Linked DNA regions of Mus musculus: region 1 is linked to region 2. A link is a loop called in an ENCODE intact Hi-C map of the cell type or tissue named here. Cell type or tissue: left cerebral cortex. All regions are shown on one strand.

What was found. Hi-C counts contacts between places; a loop is a spot of excess contacts. Peaks named below come from ENCODE experiments on the same cell type or tissue, not always from the same donor. Only the 100,000 strongest peaks of a DNase experiment are listed, where the experiment ranks them.
Region 1: it touches region 2 in a loop (2.0-fold over the local background); 2 of 42 quality-filtered maps call a loop at or near these places.

The regions. Positions count from the first base shown.
Region 1 is chr2:33,555,013-33,563,012 of GRCm38, reverse strand. Lmx1b (LIM homeobox transcription factor 1 beta) reads left to right here. Exons shown (of 8, transcript NM_010725.3): 8 at 1-2,048. Gm39789 (a long non-coding RNA gene) reads left to right here and starts at 7,502. Exons shown (of 4, transcript XR_866135.1): 1 at 7,502-8,000. In left cerebral cortex, CTCF peaks have their summits at 3,057 (motif pointing left) and 4,551 (motif pointing right); DNase peaks (open chromatin) are centred at 3,063, 3,452, 4,560 and 7,210; H3K4me3 peaks cover 215 bases; H3K27ac peaks cover 559 bases.
Region 2 is chr2:33,733,201-33,741,200 of GRCm38, reverse strand. Mvb12b (multivesicular body subunit 12B) reads left to right here. Exons shown (of 10, transcript NM_175184.4): 10 at 7,670-8,000. The coding sequence ends at 7,756. It overlaps Gm52507 (a long non-coding RNA gene), which reads right to left and starts at 7,719. Exons shown (of 4, transcript XR_003953788.1): 1 at 1-7,719. In left cerebral cortex, CTCF peaks have their summits at 4,321 (motif pointing right) and 6,200 (motif pointing right); DNase peaks (open chromatin) are centred at 4,319 and 6,215.

The sequences.
Region 1 (8,000 bases), 180 kb after region 2:
AAGCTGAAGCAGCCGTGGTTCTTTCCTTGTCACCCCCCCCCCGCACACCACCCCCCAACCTCTGGCAAGCACTGTGTTCCAGGCCAGAAGCCCAGGAGAAGGCTGCCATTCATTTAACGCAGACTCCTAGCCACCCCTCACCCACCAACCCACCCGTCCTGATGTCTGCCGAGCTCTAGCTGTGAGCACGGCAGGATGAGTATCTCTCTGTCGCCCGCCATTTTGGGCTCCTGTGCCTGGTTAGTTAAGCTGCGTGGGTTAATTTCCTGTCTCTGGGGAGACCTCAGACCCCCTTAGCCCCACCCAGATGTCACAATATGGAGTCAGCAGGGAAGAGCAGCTAGCACAGCCCTCCCGTGTCCCCCATTCTATCACTATCCTCCATGCTGAAGGTGTGGTCCTGAGCTAGCTGCTTGTGTGGCTCGCCCTTGCCTCCTCTGGCACAGGCCCCTGGCTGAATGGTACAGTGCATACTCCGGGCAGACCCAGGGTAAATAGGAGCTCCAGGAACCCGGGCCTACTCTCATCCACTTTTTAAGTTGGGAGATGCAATCCAGTAGACTGTGTCGCTGCTGAGAAACCTGAGACAGGAGAAGAGCTGGGATGTGCTCAAGGCTTCACAGCAACGTAGTGACAGAGCCACAGATGAGGAGAGGACATTAGGTCTGTCCCCATCTCTGTCTCACATATGCACCCCACCACCACCACCAGGGACCAATGCGTTCTCACCACACCTGCTGACCCCAAGGGTCCTCCAAACCGAGTCCAGCCCTGGCCTCTGCTGTTGCCATGCTGGTGTCCCCAAGCCAGAAGATGTTATCACTTCTAAGTTGCCAGAGGAGGGTCCCCCCAGCCACCACACCAGAGATGCCCTGGCAGCCACTCTCAGCATTCTTTCACCACGGCTGTGGCCTGCTGCCCTGCTGAGACAACATGGCTGCTGCAGGGACAAGGGCTTCTGTCCCGTGGGAAGAGACAGCCTTTGATCTTGCCCAGACCTTGTTAGATAGCACACTCAGGCTTCTGGAACTGAGGCTGGAAGGAGGCAGTGGTGGAGGGTTGAAGGTGGGGGGTGGGGCTAGCCTGCAGCCTGAAAGGGCAGAGGGATATGGGAGAATGAGGTAGAAATTGAGAGAGAAAATCCAAGTTCCACCTCCTGGCTGGGGGTGTGGCATGTTGAGGCTCAGGCAGAGAGGAAGGAGCCTGTCCAGGTGTCACACAGGAGTGACAAGAACCTGAGCTTTGTCCCAGCCAGGGCCCTATCTGTAGATTCATTCCATGAGGCTTCCCTTCTCTCTGCTGTCCTCAGAGACTCAGAAGAGGCCCCACACACAGACACCACACCAGGGGTGAGAGTCAGACCAAGGGGTGGCACAGACAGCCTGCTGTTATGGAGGCTTCCTTAGTGGCAGGTGGGCATTGAGAAACTGCCCTTACATAAGAGATCCAGCTCAAGGGCAGCCTCTCCTCCTTTAGGGACATCCCTTTGAAGTGAGACCACCTCCCTGTCTGTCTGATTGTACCCCCCCCCCCCCCGCTCAGCAGGGGAAGATGGACTCAGAGCTCTGGGCACCCCTAGGACCAGGGGGACGCTGCAGCCCAGGGCTGACCGATGCGTGGAAGGGGCAGCACACTCACACACGTGCGCACACACTCACACCCGAAACAAGGAGGCTCACACATGGCCTGGGAGCAGGGAGACAGGAAGGACCCTTCAACATGTGGCCCTTGACAGGGGCAATTGCCAATGGTCTCTGGGCTGCTGCCCTGCCCTGGGGTCCCGCTTGGAGGGCGTTTGTTGCAGCTGGACTGGGGCCAGGCCACCCATCGTATTCTTTCCGTTTACCTTGTACAGACTGCCCGCCTGCCATCCCCACACACATTTTATTTAATAACTTGTCATTGTTAAATTATTTATTAGCGTTTCCACATCACCACCCCCGCCTTCCACTCACCTTCTGCCTCTTCCCACAAAAGCAGAAAATGGAAACAGCAAGAAAAAAAGACAAGATGTTGGTATATTTGTAAATAAACAACCTGTACACTCCTGTGTGGCCCCTCCTTGGGGATGGGGCTTGGGTCTAAGCGGGAGCTGCCCGTGACACTACTGGACCGCCCTGTGACTGACAGGGCGATAAGTCATGGACACTGGGTTTGGGTCTTGCCCAACTCTACCTCATAACCAATCCCCTCTCCTTCCCTCCTTGCCTCAGCCCTGGCCATCTCAGCCTTGAGTCCAACACAGTCATCCATGTCCAGTGCCCTCTGTCCAATCACCCAAAACACCCATCCCTTCATTGAGGCAGCCATTGCCTATGGGGGCTTCTTTCAGTGTCAACCAGGCTGAGAATGAAGGAAGAGATGGTCACCTCCAAGGGTGTAGAAAACCTGATGTAGTTCAGGTGACATGTAATAGAGCCTTGGTCCTGGGGCAGCTGGTCTCATGGGGGTGGGAATCAGGGAAGACTTCCTAGAAGAAGCCATTCAGCTGAGATCTGAAGTTACCTAGCTGGGGAGAGAGCCCGGGGGTGAGAAGGATGTCTGAGGATGGTCCAGGCTTATAAACCTCGGAGGAGGCAGAATGCGACCAGAAAGGTAGCTAAGGCGGGGCCAGGAGAAGGACTCTGCTGAGCAGAAATATATGATTAGCTTAGGTGAACTGAATGGGGTCAGGGAGGTCAGCTGGGTCTCTGAGGTGAGAGGTGACAGCAGCTTTGACCAGGGTGGTACCTGTGGTGAGCAAGAGAAGTCCAGACTCTCAAGGTATTCAGGAAATATCTAGGCCCCCTGGTCATTGTGTGTACAAAGGGCGAAGATGGGATGGGGCAGTCTTTAGTCTGAGGCATGTGAGCTGAGCATACCAGAGATGACCCCAAATGAGGTGACACAGACCACAGCTGGGCCCCTGAGGATCCAGAAGACAAGCATGGGGTCTCCTGCCTGGAGCACTGATGGGCAGGTCAGCCAGGGGACAAAACCCAACAGAGCCTCAACTGTGGCTGTCAGGACCACCTGAGAGCCACCATGAGACCTCTCACTCTGCCGGTGAGCACCAGCGCCCCCTAGGGGACTGCCTCTCCACAACCTCTGCTGGGTAACTGGCTGCTAAGCAACTTCGGAGATGCCTTTTCTTCGTTTGTATGTAACCTAAAAGGCAGGGTCCTGGGCTTCAGAAGGGACACCGAGGCCCAGGAGAGGAGGTGATAGCTCAGTATGATGAAGCAAACGGGAGGACACAATCTAGACAGGAAAGCAGCTTGAATCACAACATTTGAGCCTTGCCAATCCCACCCCACCCCCACACCGAAAACTCAGCTGCTCTTCCAGGCCCACTGTTTCTGGTCCTAGGACAAGATCCTCCAAGGTCAGTCCAGACACCTGGAGGTAGGGAATCTCCTACCTTCAGCGTGCCTCACAAGACTCCGGGAAACCTAAGTCACATGGTCCAAACTGCACAGCTCCGGAGGCAGGACTAAACAGAGCCTTGGTGGCTGGGCTCCAAGCTGGAACTGGAGGAGGGACGATGGAGGGAGGGGTGAGGGGCGTCCATGTTCTATTCTTCAAGAACAGTGGGCTGCCAACCCTGTAGCCTAGAGCAATGTCTAAAATCCTGTCACTAAAAAATGTGGGGGTGGGGGCTGAGCTAATCCACTGCCTCATTGTCACCTGCATCCCCCGACCCCCACCCCCACCCCGTCCAGATGAAGACATGGACTGGGGAGTAAGACGGGGAGGGGGAGTGCTCTCCTCAAAGGTCCCGGTCCTGCAGGCTGATGGCTTCTCAGCGTCCTCAAGCAGACCTTGACCCCACTCACTGCTTTGAGATCTTGTGAAATTGGCTGGAGCTGGAGGGAGAGGGGTTGAGCCTTCCTTCATCTCTATCTTCTTTCTTCTGTGACCCAGGTCTCCTGGGTCAAGCATGAGCAGTCACTCAAAAGACATAAGTGACTCAAAGTGGGGAGGGATCGCCCCAGGGCTTGGGACTCCAGGGAAACCCTCCTGGAAGAGAAAACACTTGGGCTGAGCATCCCAGAGTGGTCGTAGAGGAATGGACAAGACAGAGACCGACAAGGATATCTAGGAAGATGGAAGAGCAAGTTGAGGATCAGAAGCAGGAGCCACAAGAGGCATGGCAGTGGGGCAAACCCCAATGACCTTGGAGTCTGAGAGTCAAAAATGGAGACTCTGAGTGGTGCCAGGGTCAGACAGGAAAGGAAGGACAACTTGGATGTCCTTGTCTCCAAACCAGCAGAGTAAATTAGGTCAGCTGTGAACTACTATATAGAACTGTGAACTACTATATAGAACCAAGAAATGTTTACTCTCGCAAATGGAACAGAGAAGAAATGAAGCCGGTGCCCATTCCCTAGATGAAGAATATGTATTATCCATGCCTTGATCTGGCACGAGCAGTGTGCCCATGTGACAGAGCACCCACATGGCTCTCTGTGGACACCATCCCACTCTCTTCTTCCTCTATTTCCCTCTATTTAGCTTCTAAATCCCCAAGACTGACCAGCCAGAATTTCTACATGAACCCTGCAGTCACACATCAGGCCACAAGGTGGCACTCGGGAGTCAGGCAGGCCATCGTCCACAGACTAGCCAGCTGGGCTCTCAATGCTTGCAGAAGGGATTGCTAAGGGTCCTGAGGATGGCCAGTGGGGAGAATAAGCGTTGGGCAGTAGAGGCCCATGATATTCGTGCCATTTTTTCAGTGCACGCCACCCCACCCCACCCCACCCCACAATGTTTTGTTGTGAGTTTTTGTTTGTTTTGTTTGTTTGTGACTGGGTCTCATTACATAGTCATTACTGGCTCTTCAACTCAGAGATCCACCTGCCTCTGCCTCCCGAGTGCTGGGATTTAAGGTGTGTGCCACTATCTTGTTTTTTGAGACTGGGTCTCTTTTTGCCCTGGGGCTTGCCTGATTAGGCTAGGCTGGCTGGAGAGAGACTCCCAGGGCTGTCTCTGCCTCTCCAGGGCTGGGTTCACAGCACACACCACCACACCCAACTTTGTGTAGGTTTCGGGATCAACCCCAGGTCTTCACACCTATGCACAACTTTACCAACTGAGCCACCTCTCCCCACCCTCAGCTGGGAGCCCTGGTGTACTCCAAAGCTGAATGCCACACTCCTGTAATCCCAGAACTCAGAAAGCTGAGGCAGGAAGACTGTGAGTCTGAAACGAGCCTGGACTGCATAGTAAGTTCAAAGCCATCCTGAACTACATAATGAGACACACACACACACACACACACGCGCGCGCGCTCAAAAATCCAAAGACAGCCAAAAGGAAACGGGTTATGGGCATGGGTGGTGGGCATGTACAGCAGACAAAAGACAGCATTTCTACAAGAGGTTTCTGCCATCTCAGCTGTCACGGCCATGAGCATCTGCACGGAACAGGGTCCTTGCTCCTGCATCTGTGGAAGGCTGCTTCTTATGCAGCCAATGTTAGTGGAGAATGTGGGTTGGCTGCTTTGCTTTATAATATGCCTGACCAAACTCTGAAGAACAATAACACCTATGACCATGGCAATCACAGTAGTGATGGCTCCTCTGCTCATGAGTCAGTCTCTGGGTATTATCTCATTTAACTCCCATTCAGAGTAGCCTTGAGACCCCCATTGTATAGATGAAGATACTGACGTTCTGTGAGGCAGAGGAGCCTCTTCAAGGTCACAGAGCTAGAGTGACAATTCCTGGGACACCTGTGTGATCAAGCAGTGCCAAGAATGGAAGACAGACAGTGCCCCATAGTTTCTACAACTTGGCATTCCTGAGGAGCAGGGCAGCTTCTGGAGCCCAGACTCATGAATACAGGTAACACAGTGCAGGAGGAGGAAGACAGACGGAGACCTATGGACCACCATACCACCCACAGACCTCCCCTCTAGTGCACAGCACATGTGGAACATAGACACCCGCTTGCTGCTATGCCACACAGCACCAATGAAGGATGACACGCAGGGCCTCACCAGCCATGTGGCCATCCTGCAACAAAAGCCACCGCAGTGTGCACGTATGTGGTGGTCAGATGGGCGAGAGAAAGAAGTGGAGCAGCTTGAGCATTATGGAGAGAGGTGGAACTGGAGACTCAAGGGTAGACAGGAGGAGCCTGCTGTCAACGACCAGCCCCGCCATCTGGGGCCATGGTGAAGTCCAGCCCAAGCTGCGTCTGAGGGCCACGTCTGAGTGCATGGCTATGCAGAGGCAGTGGTCAGTGTCGATGTGCATGGCTCACATTACCACTAGAGACCATGGGAGTGTCCCTGGTCATGGCAGTCCCTGGATGTCCAAGGGCTGTGCATAACTGGCCTGCCCCTCACTGGATGTAGCACTGTGAAGAGCTGGTGCCATCTCTCACAGCTGGCGACACTAGGCAGAGTGGGCTCTGTGCTTCACCCGGGCAGAACAGTGGAAGTTGCCTTGCTGGGGAGGGATGTGGGTGAGACAGCCCTGAGAATCTGAGAGAACTGACTCCACCACTCACCTGCCACGAGGTTGCACAGGCGCAAAGGTGACGCTTCCCACCCACCCATTGCCACCGCTGGCCATCAGGAGAGCTAGCCCTGACCCTCCCCAGCCGCAGCACTGGAGACAACAGGCCCTGGACCTCACGTGGACAGCACAGCAGAGCAGATGGTGAGGGTGCAGGTGAACCAGCCCTGACAGGGGGAGCATGGGAAAACCAGCCCCACAGCTCTTTTGGTGTGAGATGGTGTGAGTGAGGGGGTGATGCCCTCACCTTCACCCCCTTGCCACTTGTAGTAACAGGGAGAGCTGGCTCTGGGGTCACGAGACCAGGAGAGCAGGCCCTGCACCTAGCCTGTGCAGCACAGTGGAGCTGGCCCTGATGGCGAAGGCGTTGGAGAGCCAGCCTTGAGGGTGTCAGTGGGAGAGTGGGCCTTGCCCCTCACAGGCACAGCACTTGGCAGAGTGGGCCCAGCACCTTGACTGGGCAGCAGAGTGGAGCTGGAGCTGAAGTGAGCTGCCCTGGAGGCCATGAGAGCAGGGAAACTGACCCTGCCCGTGACAGCATTGGGTGGCCTGGCCAGAGCAGTGCTGGAGAGCTTGCCTGGTGGTGCAGACACAGGAGAGCCAGTGAGCTGGCCAGCCCAGCCACCACCCAGGCTTGGCTCCAGGGCTCTGAGTTGGCCCACCTCAAAATCCATATCATCTGTGAGCGGTTGGAATGCCTGAAAGGGCCGGTTCTGCGGATCCAAAGCTGCAGGATCTCCATGACACGGGCGACGACAGGATAACTGGGAGGAGTCCTGATGAGGATCCAGTATGGATGGCGTGACAGATGCCAGAGATCTCAAACACGACCAATGACTCACTGCAGTGAACATTTGCAAATGAAGATGTGTGGACAGAGGGATATACAGTGACACCACAGCTTCCATGATGAGATTTTTTTTTATGCTTTCTTTGTTGTTGTTGTTGGTGGTGGTGGTGGTGGTGGTGGTGGTGTGTGTGTGTGTGTGTGTGTGTGTGTGTGTGTGTGTGTGTGTGTGTGAGTGTGTTGTTTGGAGGGAGGTTGCAGGGTGAAGGGTGGATATGAGGGGGGACAGGGAGATGAGTGGGACTGGAGTGCATGATGTGAAATCCACAAAGAATCCATTAAAGTTTTCTTTAAAGCTATGAATGGGGGTGGGGAAACCAACTTCCTGATCACTTAAACTGATTGATATGTGGCTCAGTCACCGTTGGTTTTGAGTTTTGTATAGATGATGCTATAATACACAGACTCCAGATGTTTCTTTGGTTTTGTTTGTTTGTTTAAGACAGATTTGAACAATGTAGTCCAGGCTGGCCTTAAGGCCTGTCTCTGGAGTGCTGCGGTCAGACATGAACCAGTCTGTCAGCGCTCAGTTTCTTCATGTGTATATTTCATGATCGTGTTTACTTTGTAGGCACCTGTGTTTGTGCCGGGGTGTGCCACAGTATAGCTATGGAGGTCAGGGGATAACTTTCAGGAGGTGAAGGAGT
Region 2 (8,000 bases):
GGGAGGGGCCTGACATCTCCCAATCAGGGAAACTCCTCCTTGCAGTAATAACAAGAACCACCAAGCGTGGAACCCACAGAGAATGAGACCCTGGAGAGCCCAGCCCTAAAGGGACCATTACACCTCTCCCCAAGGTTTTTTTTGTGAGACTGCACAGAATCACGGGTGATAGGGTGGCTGGCGTTTTACACGCATGTCCACCCGGGTCTTTGTGTATTGGCCAGTGGGAAACCAAAGGGTTCTCTTTAATGAATTCTCGTGTGTTTCTTTCTGCTGTTCTTTTGAGATGGGGTCTCAAGTAGCCCAGGCTGCCCTTAAACTCTGTATCTAACTGAGGATAACCTTCAACTTCCGGTCCCCTTGTCTTTACTTCCCAGTGCTGGGTTATAGGTAGCACCATGCCGGGTTTTTACAGTGCAGGGGATCAAACCTAGGCCCAGTGTGTGCAGGGCCAGATCTGTGCCGACTGAGCCGCATGCCCAGCCCCTCCTGTTGGTTTTCAGGACATGGCTGGGTGTTGTGTGTCGCTGTGACTTCTGTCAGCAGGGCCATTGCTTGCGCCTTCTCATCTGCCGCATGTATAGAGGACGCTCCCAGTGCTGGCTGAGATTCTGGAGCAGGCCTCTCCTGAACTGAAGCAACAGTAATGTCGCTGTCCTTGTCACCTTACCCACAGACCAGCAGCCCAGACACCACCCTGACCGCTCGTGTAGTGTAGCACCTGTCCCCTTCCTGGTGTACCCCTTCCCTCAGCTGGCCCTTCCAGGTCCCCAGGCCTCTTTAGTGGCGTTACGTTACCCGTGTTTGTCTTTTCTCCTGTTTGAGAATTGGCCCTGTGTTTCTCTTTCCCGCATAATCTCACTGGGATGGGTGCAGCCTCTCAGGGCCGCTTTCAGTCACCTGTGGACATGGCTGTGTTTTCCCCCACCATGCTCTGAGTTCCCACCCCCCAGCCCCCCACACTGTCTTTGTGGCTTTGTTTGTTTTGCTTTGTTTTGTTTTTTCAAGACAGGGTTTCTCTGTGTAGCCCTGGCTGTCCTGGAACTCACTCTGTAGACCAGGCCTCAAACTCAGAAATCTGCCTGCCTCTGCCTCCCAAGTGCTGGGATTAAAGGCGTGTGCCGCCCCGGCTCTTTGCGGTTTTGTATTTGTCTCTTGTATATCTGCGTGCATGTGTGTGCATGTGTGTGCGTGTGTGTGTATGTGTGTGTGTGTGTGTATGTGTGTGTGTGTGTGTGTGTGTGTGTGTATGTGTGTGTGTGTGCTGTGTGTGTGAGGGTGCGCTCACAGGCCAGAATCGGACCCCATGGAGTTGGAGCTATGAATGGTGAGCCACCCAGTGTGGGTGCTGGAATGCAAACTCAGCTCCCTTGGAAGAGAAGTAAGTTCTCTAACGACTGCGGCGTGTCTGTCGCAGTGGTCCTTGGCCTTCCAGTGCTGCAGTGGTTTACTACGGCTCCTCATGTCAGGGTGACCCCAACCATGAAACTATCTCATGGCTACTTCATAACTGTAATTCTGCTACTGTTATGAATCCTACTGTAAACATTTTTTGAGGTGAAGGTTTGCTGCGGGGGAGGGGGAATGGCCCACAGGTTGAGAATGCTGCTCCATCTTTTGAGTTTTATTGGAGGCCACAGCACCTAAGAGTGGCTACCACAGTTTGTCGGCATGGTGGCCTGGAGCACGCAGCATTGAAATTAAAGAGCTGTGGAACTGTAGCTGCCGCAGAGATGCTCTTCAAGTCCGCATTCTCTGTCAGGGCTCCATTGTCAACACTCCTACATGTGCAGAACCAGAGTCAAGGTGAGCGGCTGGCTTTCGCAGGTCCTTCAGAGGAGGGTTTCCACTTTTTTTTCTTCGGGTTTATGGGACTTTTTAATCCCACATGTTAAAGTACAGCAATTCCCCAAGCAGAGCTAGAAAAAGTTGCCAGGCAGAGGTGACAAACACCTGTATTGTAGCAGAGATGGAGTGGGGCAGGACCTCCACAGGATACCCCATGTGGCATTGCACGACCTGCAGCGTCTCTTCAGGTGTTTCCTGCAGTGACGTAGAGGAGGGTGTGTTCCAGCATTACAGACAGCCCCCCCCCCCAGTTTTTAATGTCCAGGTGAATGCTGAGATGCCATCTCAACCACAACTGTGGCTTCCATTCACCTGTACACACACACACATACATCTCCACAGACCCACCCAATCCCAGGCCTCCCCAGCAAGCAGGCCCCACCCACAGGTGCCTGCCTGTGGGACCACAGCAAGGGGAGGCTGTTCTGTATCCATAGAGGAAGCTTGTTCCCCCGTTCTCAGCCGTGCAGCTCCTCTACCTGTCATTCACTCTCAGCTTTTAATAGTCGTGATATAGAGCTTTCCATCTGCTTCATGAAATGTCCCCATTGACAGCGTGGTATTGCTGCCGCTGTGGTGTGGCAGCCTTCATCCTCTGCCTAGCTGGGAAGTGTACACCTCTCTCCAGGAGAGGCACGGAGGCTGACAGTCGCTCCATGGGAGTCAGGTAGCGTGTGACTCTGCTGAGTGTCCACATGGAGAGAGGACAGAACCGGGGTGCTCACTGTTGTGGCGCTGGTCATCCTGCCCCATTAGAAGCCCAGCTCCCCCACTTTGCCTGTGACACTCTTGCTGGGCCTTGCTGTCACCCAGTACAGACTCACATAGAAAACATTGACAAGACATGGACCCCAGAGTCCTCCCCCTCTGTGTCATTCAGCCCTTTGGTTGCCTGCGGACTGCATGGGTCCAGACGTTCCCAGCCCTGCATGCTAAGTGGAATATCTAGAGTCCCTGTTAGAGGGCAGATGCAAAGTCTAAGCTAGCCCATCCCAGAAATGCGGTGCAGCAGGCCCGCTCCACAGCAGGCCCAGCCCACAGCAGACCCACCCCAATCCTTCCCCAGGATTGAACCCCAGGTCCAAGACACAGCATGGAGAACATGGAGCCCATGAGTGGAAAGGGCACCTGGCAGAATGGAGGCTCATTGGAGGCTGAGCTGTGGATGAGGAAGGGCTGAGGTCTAAGGTGTATTTACAAATGGGACACAGGTTTGAGTGCAGGCTGTGGCAGTGCCTGGGAGGTGAGGGATAATGGAATAGCCCAAGGGAGGTCTGAAGAGCAGGCGGGTGGCTGCTGTGTCCTGCCCCTCAACTTCTCTCACCACACAGTCGTTTACAAAGCTCATCCTCAAGAATGGTGTGGTTGAGGTCCAACAAATGTCAACCCTCGAGCTGGGGGTGGCGGTGCGCGCCATTAATACCGCACTTCAGAAGCAGGCAGATCTCTGTGGATGTAGAGCCGAGGCTACCTTGTCTTAAAAAAAAAAAAAGTAAGTGAACTTTTATGATGTTTTAATAAATTACTTTTTTGTTCTCGACTGAATTCATAGCTATCCTGGGCTGTCTGGTCTAGCCTCTACTACTCCCTCTGCCCTGGCATTAGGCCATCTGTGAAAGCCCAGCCTTCCCTCCACTGTTCTCCACCCCTGAACCATCTCTCTGCTATTCTAGCCCACACTCCAGGGCCTTCTGTGATCTGCTGCCACGCCACCTGCTTTGGCTCTGGTTGTCACCTGACCCCATGTCTCCCACCTGCAGCCCATCAAGGGGTGGGCATGGACACCTGTCCAGCTCAGCATTTGCTCCAGGCTCCCCTCTGGGCCAGGACCAGCACTGTCCTGCCTCACTCTGGGGTCTCAGGAAGTTGGATCCTTCCCTCAGCATGCTTCCTGACTGCAGAGTAAAGAGCTAGAAAGAAACCTTCCTGCCTGCCTTGTCCCCCTGTGGATGTGACTGGCACTGAATCAGGAGAGGACGAGGGCCTGAGCAGGTACAACCTGTGCATGCCAGCCCCACCCCCACTACTGCCCCGTTGGTAGGCAGCAAGCACTTCTGAGTCAGGCAAGCCTCCCCTTACCAATCATTAAAAGGACCCAGGACCTTTCATAAATGCTGCTGCTTTCCCCATATCGGCCTCTTGGGCACAAGCACTGCTGGGTGTGTTGGCACAGATCACCCCAGTGACTCCCACAGCTCCCCTGTGAGTGGCAGGAGAAGCTAGTCACCCCTTTCCCTGGTGGCTGCAGTGACCTAGCCTCTATGATGCTGCCACCTCCTCCTAACACAATGCTAGTCTCCTGAGAGCAAGGGCTTGTGGAGACCGTGACCCACTGTCTGACCTGTCTGCCTGAGAGGCCTGAGGCTGTCTATTACAAGGTCCTGGGGCCTCTGGGAAAGTCCCCTACAGAGCCTTTGACAGTGATATCTCTTTCCTAGGCCAAGCCAGCACTACAGTTGCGATGACAGGCTGTGTCCACCAGAGGGCACCCTGCCCTTCACTGCTCAGCTGGACTGGGCTCTGCACACCAAATGCTTTTTAATTGAAAATATTTTTAATTCAAAAAGGATTTGCTGTTTGTACTCAAGTGCAGGTTTTCCTTATGCAGGAGACTAATGTCTTGAGTAAACAGGCCTGGGCTCAAATCCACCTTCAAAGGTACTCTCTGTTTGCCCAAGGGAGTGAAAGGGCTTCCAGAAGCGGCCCTAGTCTCTTGGGCAAACATTTTGGGGACGAAGAATCCCCGGTGGAGGACCTCGTCTGTGGGAAGGTTATCCGCAGCCTAAGGGGGATTATGTCGGGGGACATATGTTGAAATTTCATTTGGGGAATTAGGGAAAACAAGAGTGGGGGAGGTGACTTTTTCCAGCCAGGATAACCTAAAAAGGAAAAAGCTCCAGGGAGAGGGCGGGGGCCGAGGGATCCATGCGTGGTGCCAGCCCCCAGGGTCTCCGTGTGCTTGGGCTGCAGCACAGGAAAAGGCAAGTGTGTGCTTGCCGCTCCTTCTCCACTACAAGCCAGAGTGCAAAGAAAGGAGCGTTCACAGTGAACTGGAAGGCAGGTCCTTGCCCCTCCCAGAGACCCGCTCCCATGCCCAGCCACCACAGGCACGGACCCCTGACCCCACACATGGAGGCCCCACTGCCTGGTCAGCCATGCTTCCCCTACCCACTACCCAGAAAGCTGCAGTTCCCATCTGCCCAGCACCAGTCTCAGGCTAGGATATCCTGGGGCGGGGCCAACCGGACAGCATTAAATGAAGAAAGTTCCACTGCCCCACAGGCTTCCTTCTGCCCTGGGAGCTGGGCACAGCACGGCCTACTTCTGAACAGCTCAGGCAGCATCTCCAGCCCTGACCGCGTTGGTACCATGTGAGCCTTTTCCTTCCCTCATCTGAGAATCACTGCTGGCTTTCAAAGTGCGATACCCTACCCTGCCTGTCCCTAGTTCTCCTCGTGGTTCACCATCACCCACCTGACCACCGTAGTCTAGCCTCTGGCCCTCCCACTCCAACCCTCCCTACATCACTGTGGTCATGTTGGTCATGTGATTGGTCAGGCTTGCTTTCAGAACTGACCCCAACTCCAGTCACCTAGAAGCCACTAGAAAATGAATATTTCAGACCCACCCCAGACTTATGACCACCACTCAAAATTTCATCCTAGCTAGCCTAGGCCTTGCAGGTTCCAGGTCAGGATCTACTGTATCTCACCCCAAGGTGTCACTTCTCAGGCAGCCCCCAGGACTGTCAACCCCCACCCCAAGGGTATAGACCTATCCTCTTTGTCTTCTGACTGCATGATGGCTGTTGTCCCTGTGGTCCAGCTACCTCTACACACACACACACACACACACACACACACACAGCCTCCCGGGGACTCTCCCAGCCACCAGTAAAACTACACCCTGTCCTCTCCCTAGCCTGTGCCTTCTCTGTCTGAACTGCTGTCCTGACATCCCAGGCCTTTGTTCTATTGGGAACAGCCCCTGGCCCTCTACCCTCAAGTCTCTACCATTAAGCCCCCGCCCCCGCATCTCTGCCCTTCCATGGTTTCGCTCTTTCCTGGGAAAGGCTCCTTTGCTTGGGCCTATGCCTTGTACAACTGCCCTAGGAGGTGGTGGTTAGTCCTCGACTATATGGAAGGTTCCTGGGCCCCTCTGCCACCACACTATGAGCCCTGGGAACCAAGGATTCCACAGGACTTATGCCTTTATAGTCTTCCCAACATGACCCCATCCTCCAAACATTCCTCCTCCCACCCACCACTCCATTAGCCCCAACAGAGTAAGATAAAGCCAACAGAGGCTGGAATGTGTTTCTGTTCACTGACATGCATACACCGAAGCAGCCACCAGGTGGCAGTGTTGTGCCGACCATTGCCTGAAGCGTCTTGGGTAGACAGCTGCCTATAGCCTGATAAAATGGTGTTAGCCTGATGGGATGGTGTCCTGTGCCTTCAAGAGTCACTAGAAGGTGGGAAAATGGCAGGGGGAGCTGTGGGCGCTCTGATAGGCTCCCCTCGTAGCCACCAGCTGTTTAATAGAAACTGCTTGCCACCAAGGAAGGGCCTATGCCACCCTTGGAATTGGCTGGCTGTACCCCACCTTAGAAGTGAGTCCACCAAGATCCAGAACGGGAAGACAGGACTCACAGGTCATATGGGCACTATCTTGAGTGGCTCCTTGGTCATGACCTCAGCTACTCTTTCTCAGGGCAGCTCCCTTTGGGGGTGTGATGAGGCTGTTTGGGCCACACAGCCTGACTGGGGTCTGCAGCTTCTCCTCCTACAGTTTGGCCACACTCTGCTCCACAGGCTGAGTACCATGTGGGCGTCCACACAGAGTGACTGAGCTCAAGACAGCAGTTCATCAACCTCCTCCCTGTTGGAAACATTTCCAGAGCCCCCACTGCTCACCAGTTCTGATCTACTGAACGTGGTTGGAAACCGCTAACATAAATGCCTCTCGCCTAATAGGGCACCCCAGGCTATCCCACAAGCCCTCTTCACCTCTGCCGGGATAAGAAATCCTGTTCTGCAGCCCACCCCACGGCAGGGCCCCCTCCCACCCCAGACACTTGTGTCTTCTCAGAGTTTTCACTGGGCTTGGAGCCTTTTGCTGCCAGAATTTACTCTATAGAATTAGGATCCGCACTGTAAGGGTTAGTGGTCCTCCATAGACTGGCTCTTGGCTCAGGCTAGCAGGGTGGCCAGCAGAAGGCAGGCTCCCACATCACCAGTTGCTGTTAGTCTGCCTGTAGCTGTGAGGGTCCCCACCAGGAAGGCTCTGGGTGCCGTGAGATCCGGCTACAGAGGGTGCAGGATTGTGAGAGCCCAGAAGCCCTTCCTTCCCTTGCCTCTCCCCCGGGTCACTGAGGTGGCTGTCATGGGTGCTGCACAGCAAGGGGTCCCAGGACCTGAGGGTTGAGAGAGGCTGGTCAGGCATGGAGTTCACTCTCCGGTCTATCTCTGTCTCCGAGAGCTTTAGACACAACTGGAGCCTCTCAGCGTGGCACAAGATTCTCGTGTGAGCTTGCCATTGGCACCAGTAGTGGACACTGCGTTCTCTCTCTCTCTCTCTCTCTCTCTCTCTCTCTCTCTCTCTCTCTCTCTCTCTCACACACACACACACACACACACACACACACACACACACACACACACTTTCATACAGAATGAAACACTATCCCAGCTCTAGTTCCAGGCCTGGATGCCTGACCTGCAGTCGCTCTGCCTAAGGCTCATCAGGAGCCTCCCCTCTGCTCAGCGGGGCCTTCTCCAGGATCCTGTGGTCTGACTCTGCCTCTTTCCTTCTCTTGCAGTACGAGTACAGCTTCCGCACCGAGCAGAGCGCAGCAGCTCGACTCCCACCCAGCCCTACCCGGTGCCAGCAGATCCCCCAATCCTGAGGAGCCCACAGCCTCCTGGGGGAGAAGACATCTCCTACCCGGTGCCCAGACTACTGATGGGGTGGCTGGGGTGAGAGTCACTCCCTCCCTCACCTGCCCGTTCTGCTTGCCCTGCTCACTGGCCACGAGACTCTGGGCAGCTGCTTGGTCATGTGTGGTCATCAGCTCGCCCGCTGAGACTTCCCTGCCTCCCTGGGACCGTTGTTCATAATTGTGACTAATGTATGTGCTGTTAGTGACCAGA